Regions from separate parts of the Homo sapiens genome. Here region 2 is linked to region 1. Evidence: read pairs that join two places in POLR2A ChIA-PET (ENCODE). Cell type or tissue: Caco-2. All regions are shown on one strand.

The links. ChIA-PET counts read pairs that join two places held together with the same protein. Peaks named below come from ENCODE experiments on the same cell type or tissue, not always from the same donor. Only the 100,000 strongest peaks of a DNase experiment are listed, where the experiment ranks them.
Region 2: POLR2A ChIA-PET joins it to region 1 with 5 read pairs; 3 of 35 experiments call an interaction of 5 or more read pairs at or near these places.

Annotation. Positions count from the first base shown.
Region 1 is chr9:36,638,915-36,642,914 of GRCh38, reverse strand. The region is part of intron 10 of MELK (maternal embryonic leucine zipper kinase); the gene reads right to left. Among named protein-coding and RNA genes, the nearest start is that of MELK, 68 kb to the right of the region's middle. In Caco-2, no CTCF peak of the experiment used is centred here; no DNase peak of the experiment used is centred here.
Region 2 is chr9:36,583,410-36,587,409 of GRCh38, reverse strand. MELK (maternal embryonic leucine zipper kinase) reads right to left here. Exons shown (of 18, transcript NM_014791.4): 3 at 3,698-3,783. Among named protein-coding and RNA genes, the nearest start is that of MELK, 13 kb to the right of the region's middle. RefSeq lists an enhancer at 1,610-2,586. In Caco-2, no CTCF peak of the experiment used is centred here; DNase peaks (open chromatin) are centred at 2,026 and 2,589.

The sequences.
Region 1 (4,000 bases):
CTTTATACAATCAAATATCATTATGTAAAACATGAATCTGTCAATTTCTTGGGGAAGAATCAATATTCTCTATAATCTTTTAAGAAGTAAGCATATTCCAGCAAGCATTTCAAGAAGATGTGCTCTTTCCCAACTCTTTATCCCCATCATCATCTGAGCAACTGTTGTTAAAGTTCGGTTGTACAATGCCGGGCACAATAGTTCACACCTGTAATTCTAGCATTTTGGGAGGCTGGGGCGGGCAGATCACCTGAGGTCAGGAGTTTGAGACTGGCCTGGCCAGCATGGTGAAACCCCATCTCTACTAAAAATACAAAAATTAGCCAGGCATGGTGGCGAGCATCTGTAATCCCAGCCACTTGGGAGGCTGTGGCACAAGAATCACTTGAACCCAGGAGGCGGAGGCTGCAGTGAGCTGACACTGTGCCACTGCACTCCAGCCTGGGCAACAGAGCGAGACTCTGTCTCAAAAAAAAAAAAAAAAAAAAAAAAAAAAGTTCTGTTGTACAGCCCAGGGACTGTATACTCCCCTTCCCTACCACAAGACCTGCATTGGTATTTTCATCAAAGAGCAGCCACCTAGGCATCTAAAATCAGTGGCTATACAACAGACTGGTAAAAGAGTGATTCAAACTTGTAGAGCACAGGGTACCTCAGGTTATGTTTATGTTTAGCACAATTCAAGGAGCCTTTACGATGGTGCCATAGATGCCACACGATCGTTATTTTGCTGGACCACAACTTTAAAAAAGAATATAAGTAAGAGCCTCTATACAAAATTCATTTTGCTTAAGGACAGAAATTATCCAAATAATCCCTACATGATGGTACCTCACTAAAGGTAGGGCTGGAAATGGGTTCTCAGAACCAAGCAAGGATCACTGAGAACAAAAAGGCAGGAATCAGGAATAGCCTGGCCTGGACCTGGAAGGGAGCTCAGAAGATTACACAGGAAGAGAAGCAGAGGAATACAACTTTAAAGTTCATCTTTCCAACATAACTCTCTTAGGCCAGGTGCGGTGGCTCACGCCTGTAATCCCAGCACTTTGGGAGGCCGAGGTGGGTGGATCATCTTAGGTTGGGAGTTGGAGACCAGCCTGACCAACATGGAGAAACCCCGTCTCTACTAAAAATACAAAATTAGCCAGGCGTGGTGGTGCATGCCTGTAATCCCAGCTACTCAGGAGGCTGAGGCAGGAGAATCGCTTGAACACAGGAGGCGGAGGTTGTGGGGAGCTGAGATCAAGCCATTGCACTCCAGGCTGGGCAACAACAGTGAAACTCCATCTCCAAAAAAAAAAAAAAAAAAAAATCTCTCTTTATGGCAGCCCGAGTGAGGGATGCTTTATGTTCTGCTTAAAGGCCTCCTCTCCAGGGTACACAGAACAGCTGGAATGGTTAGCATCTCCCTCCTGCTGCCTGAGGTCTGTCTCCCTGTGATCTCTGTCCACTGGGAATTGGTACAAACTGATGGCTAACAGGCTTGGGAATTAGACAGACCTTAGTTTTAATTGCAACAGGACTTAATAACCATGCGGCCTTGAACATGACCACACCTCTGAGTCTCAGTTTCATCATCTGCTAGAGAGAGATGGTATGTGCCCTGCAATATATGCAACATAGAGCAAGCGCCTAGTACAACATCTCAACAGAGTAGGCCCTCAAAAACTGGTTATTTTCACCAACAGTCATAATTCTATTTCCTCTGTGCTAAAAGAGCCTTTCAGAAATTTGCGTATTCCTATTATAAGCAACCTTTCCTCTGCAAGTCTTCCGTTTTCTAGTTCCGCCAACCTCCACTTTAATGATTAACTCCCCTTACTATTCTGGCCCTTTCTTTAGATCACACTCCAGGTTGATACTACACATCAAAGTGAAGTATTCAGAACCAAACATAACAAGAAAGAGAGGTCTGCCCAGCACAAGGCAGGGCAATATCATGAGCTTCCCTTGTTTTGAACATCACACTTGTAACAACAAGCTCAAGAGAAAGGCTGCCATCATGAAAAGAAACAGTAAAGACAAATTTTTCCCCTCAATTCATACGCTGAAACCTAATCACTAGTGTAATAGTATTAGGAGGTTGGGTCTTTGGGAGGTGAGTAGGTCACAAGTGGGCTCTGCCCTCATAAATGGGGTTATTACACTTATAAAAGAGGCCCCAGGCCAAAGTACAATGGCTCATGCCTGTAATCCCAGGGCTTTGGGAAGCTAAGGTGGGAGGATCACTTGAAGCCAGGAGTTGGAGACTGGCCTGGGCAATACAGCAAGACTCCATTACTACAAAAAAATATTCAAAAATTAGCCAGGTGCGATGGCTCACATGCGTAGTCCTAGCTACTCAGGAGGCTGAGGTGGGAGGATCACTTGAGCCCAAGAGTTCAAGGTTACAGTGAGGTATGATCAAGCCACTGCACTCCAGCCCAGGTAAAAGAATGAGACCCTATCTCTTTAAAAAAGAAAAAGAAACAGAAAAGAAAAGAAAGAAAAGAGGCTCCAGAGGCCTTTCCCCTTTCTCCCGTTCCACCACGTGAGGACACAGCAAGAAAGAGCCATTCTATGAACCAGAAAGTGGGCCCTCATCAAACACCAAATCTGCTGGTGCCTTGATCTTTTTTTTCTTTATTTTTACTCTCCAGAACTCTAGCTCTATGATGCCTTGATCTTGAACTTCCCAACCTCCAGAACTGCAAGAAATAAATTTCTGTTCTCTCTAAGCCACTCAATTTATGGTATTTTGTCACAGCAGCTCAAACAGACTGAGAGAGCCTTGCATTATTGACTGGTATAAGCACAACCTCATGGGTTACAAAGTAGAGACCACAAAGGTTTATACTAGTGGTACTGTTAAAGTCCAAAGTGCTAAGAATAAGTTTTCATTGTGCTGCTTTGACTATGACCGCTCCTAGAACTGTAGATTTCCCCTCAAGATGGTCTCAACCTCAGAAGCCTAGACACCTTAATACCTGGTATCCTCTTGTTGATGTCAACACTGCTCAAGCAAGAAAATAAATTTTTGAGGTTCCCTCCATCATCTTAAGTGTAAAAAAAAAATATTTTTTTAACTGTAAAAGAACCCCTCTCTCCCGCAGCCTCCTGCCTGTACCTTTACCACAAGGCATATGTGTGAGAAAGGCAGGAGATGGAAGAAGGAGGTTCTACTATCTCTGCTGGGCTCCTGAACTGGAAACAATGAAATGAGTGTGGTAGAAAAGATACCAAGGGTCTAAAAAACATGATTAATCTCAAGCTGTGTCTTCCAAAGAGGATCAATACTTAAAGCGCTCTGAATCCTCAGCCACACATACTCAAATTAAGTACAAAACTGCATACCAAAAGCTAGCCAATTATTTTGGATTATCTGTGCCTACTACATTTCCTGTTCGCCAGGGCAGAAAATGAAACTGACTATAATTTCTATTTGATGCAATACTTGGGTACCAGAACTATGTATGAAAATGGTAGGAGGCGATCATGCGTAGAGTTACAGAACAGACAGCATCTATACCTTAAATATTCAAGGAAATCTGAATTTTTTTTAATAGTTCACTCTTGATGAAACACAACACTGAAAGAGAAAAGCAAATCCTTTAAAAAGCAACAACAATTCATTATGCCTCTCCTGTATATAATTCATTTGATCCTGTAACAGCTCTGCAAGGCAGGCAAAAGAGATTAATGATACAACATGTAAAGTTACTCTATAAATGGCAAAACATGACCCAAACATACACAGATTGACATTAGAATACCCATATTAGAGGTGATAAAATGAAGACTCAGAAAAGTTACTGTGATCTGCCTAAGACTGGCATTTTTCATTCCTAGCCCCAGGTTTTCCTACCATAACACAATGCCACCTCTCCATCACTCTGCTCCAGTAGCTACTTCAACAGACACCAGATAAGCAATGCTCGCCACAAAGGCTGCAAATACACAGGACGTGGGCCCTGAGCTTGAATCAGCTAGCCTATCAGATCCATTCCATTCCAGAACCCTT
Region 2 (4,000 bases), 56 kb after region 1:
AGGAGGCAGAGGTTGCAGTGAGCTGAGATCACACCCCTGCACTCCAGCCTGGGTGACAAAGCAAGACTCCATCTTGAAAAACAAATAAAATAAAAAGGGACTCCGTCTTAATGGCCAGTGTCTCAGGACCCAGTTATCCAGGACTATGCAACTAGATATCATGTCTTGACAAAGAATCAACTGTAACTTTCACTATCTTGGTATGATAATCTTCTTTCTTTGTGGGGAGGAAGCCTGATGACTAAAACCATGGAAGTAATCGGCCAGGCGTGGTGGCTCACACCTGTAATCCCAGCACTTTGAGAGGCTGAGGCAGACGGACCAAGAGGTCAGGAGATCGAGACCATCCTGGCTAACACGGTGAAAACCCGTCTCTACTAAAAATACAAAAAAATTAGCTGGGCGTGGTGGTCCCAGCTACTCTGGAGGCTGAGGCAGGAGAATGGCGTGAACCTGGGAGGCAGAGCTTGCAGTGAGCCGAGATCGTGCCACTGCACTCCAGCCTGGGTGACAGAGCAAGACTCCATCTCAAAAATAAATAAATAAATAAATAAAACCATGGAAGTAATCAAAATATTATTAAAATCCTAGAAAATAACTAAAATGAGCATAATAACAACAGAAAATATAAAAACAAGTTTAGAAATCATGAATTAATGTCATATTACGCTTTAGAATAAGTTTTGAGCATCAGTGTGATAACACATTTTGTAATAACATTTTGTTTGCTATTTAAGTATTTGAAGTGTTAAAGTAAGTCATACTAAAGTTATAACTGAAATTTAAACTGCTTAAGGGAATTAATCTAATTGATACTCATGTTTAAATGCTCAAGAAAAATGGTTTTAATGCTTTTTTCTTAGATTAATAAATAGAAAACAAAAAATTGAATAAAACAAAAAAACTGGAGGAAAGCCTGAATTGTCCACTGACAGATAATTAAAAATAATTTCTTATACTGGTCATTGTATGATTTTAGCATATATTTAGGAAGAAATTCAAATGATTTAATGACATTGCTGTAACAAAACTACTTACATACTCTTTGACTTTTTTTTTTTTTTTCTGGAGACAGGGTCTTGTTCTGTCATCCAGTCTGGAGTGCAGCGGCACCATCTCGGCTCACTGCAGCCCAACCTCCCAGACTCAAGTGATCTTCCCACCTCAGCCCCGCAAGTAGCTGGGACTACAGGTGTGTACCACCATGTCCAGCGAAATTTTTTGTATTTTTCGTAGAGAAGGGCTTTCACCTTGTTGCCCAGGCTGGTCTCAAACTCCTGAGCTCAGGCAATCCACCCACCTTGTTCTCCCAAAGTTCTGGGATTACAGGTGTGAGCCACAGTGCCTGGCTCCCTTTGACTTATTTATGTGTTAATCAGAACTTATATCTTTAACAATTAAAAAAGTAGGTAACAATTAATATTAAGCCCTATCTCATTCCAACAATAAAAACATCAAAAAAAAACTTTTTTTAGACAAGATCTTGCTCTGTTGCCCAGGCTAGAGTGCAGTGGTGCAATCACAGCTCACTGTAGCCTCAACCTCCTAGGCTCAAGGGACCCTCCCACCACCACCTCCCAAGTAGCTGGGACTACAGGCATGCACAACCACACCTGGCTAAATTTTTTTTATTTTTTGTAGGGACAAGACTTGCCATATTGCCCAGGCTAGTCTCGAACTCCTGGCCTCAAGCAATCCTCTGGCCTCAGCTTCCCAAAGTGCTGGAATTACAGGGATGAGCCACCACACCCAACCAAAAATTATTTTTTATGTTTGATAATTAAGGACAATTACAAAATGTTAGGCTGGGAGTGGTAGCTCACACCTGTAATCCCAGCACTTTAGGAGGCCGAGGTGGGTGCATCACTTGAGGTCAGGAGTTCGAGACCAGCCTGACCAACATGATGAAATCCTGTCTCTACTGAAAATACAAAAATTAGCTGGACATGGTGGCACACGCCTGTAGTACCAGCTACTCAGGTGGCTGAGGCAGGAGAATCATTTGAACCCAGGAGGCAGAGGTCGCAGTGAGCCGAGATCGCACCACTGCATTCCAGCCTGGTGACAGAGCAAGACTCCATCTCAAAAAAAAAAAAAAAAAAAAAAACAAAGAATGGTAGAAGGAATTAGAAAAAAAAGATGACTCAAGGTGACTTCAAACACTGGAATGGGTACAGAAGCCCCAGAAAAACCACCAAAAGAGACAGGCTTTATCTCAACATAAAAATAACTTTTTATACATTGTAGCCAAGACCACAAACTGAATGGGCTGCTTTAGGAGATAACAAGCTGTTCCCCCTGGAAGAATTCACATAGAGGAAAAAGAGGCTGATTTGGAAAAGGATTTAATTAGATAACTTCTAAAGCCATTTTGAATAAAATGCTGGGACAGGCCAAGTACAGTGGCTCACCCCTACATACCCTGTACTTTGGGAAGCTGAGATGGGAAGACTGCTTGAGGCCAGGAGTTTGAGACCACCCTGGGCAACAGAGTAAGACCTTGTTTCTAGAAAAATGTTTAAAAATTAGGCAAGCATAGTGGCATGTGCCTCTGGTCACACCCACTCAGGAGGCTGAGGTGGGAGGATCACTTAAGCCCAGCAGGTACAGGCTGCAGTGAGCTGTGATTGTGCAACTGCACTCCAGCCTGGGCAACAAAGTGAGACTGTCTCAAAAAAAAAAAAAAAAAAGCTAGGACATAATATTTATCTATTTGCCTATCTATAGTACCAAAATGATTTATATTTAGTAAGAGTATCATAAGAAAATAAAGATGGGGCCGGGCGCGGTGCCTCACGCCTGTAATCCCAGCACTTTGGGAGGTCGAGGCACGCGGTTCACGAGGTCTGGAGATCGAGACCATCCTGGCTAACATAGTGAAATCCCATCCCTACTAAAAAAAAAAAAAAAAAAAATACAAAAAAATTAGCCAGGCATGGTGGCGGGCACCTGTAGTCCCAGCTACTCAGGAGGCTGAGGCAGGAGAATGGCGTGAACCTGGGAGGCGGAGGTCGCCGTGAGCCAAGATCGCGCCACTGCACTCCAGCCTGTGCGACAGAGCAAAACTCCGTCTCAAAAAAAAAAAAAAGTAAAGAAAAGAAAAGAGGCCGGGCGCGGTGGCTCACGACTGTAATCCCAGCACTTTGGGAGGCCGAGGCGGGCAGATCACGGGGTCAGGAGATTGAGACCATCCTGGCTAACACGATGAAACCCCGTCTCTACTAAAAATACAAAAAATTAGCCGGGCGTAGTGGCGGGCGCCTGTAGTCCCAGCAACTCGGGAGGCTGAGGCAGGAGAATGGCGTGAACCCGGGAGGCGGAGCTTGCAGTGAGCCGAGATCGCGCCACTGTACTCCAGCCTGGGCGACAGAGCGAGACTCCGTCTCAAAAAAAAATAAAAAATAATAAAGAAAAGAAAAGAAAGATGGGACACATTAATATCCAGAAACACCTACAGACTACAGACTGCAGATGGATGCTACAGACTTCAAATATGTCCCACTGCACTGCGTTAAAATCTGAAGAACAAAGTAATCCCTTCCCCCAGATTACTTTTTAAAACCACAGATCTATACGTTTTTTAAAAGGTATAAAAATATTATTCTAAGAGCAGTAACTAGAACATTAGAACAATTCAGGTTTTAATTCACGAAACTGATCTATAAGTGGACTATTTTTTAAATAAATCTAAACTTACCCCTAGTGTGTTTTTATCCATGATTTTTATAGCTACCATCTCTCCAGTAAGGATATGGCAGGCAAGTTTGACCTTTGCAAAGCCACCTAAGTAGGAAAATGTATTATGAAAGCATAAGCAAGGACTCAGGCACAAACACCTTTTTATATATAATAATTTTAAAAGACTCTATCAAGCCAAATTTTCCTAGAAGTTTGTGGCTTTTTTTTCCTGTTGCTGCTTGTTATCCAATGTCTAGCTGAAGGTTTTTTTTTTTTTAACCATGATAGTGTATCTCAAACTTTGTAATAAAAAAAAAACAGA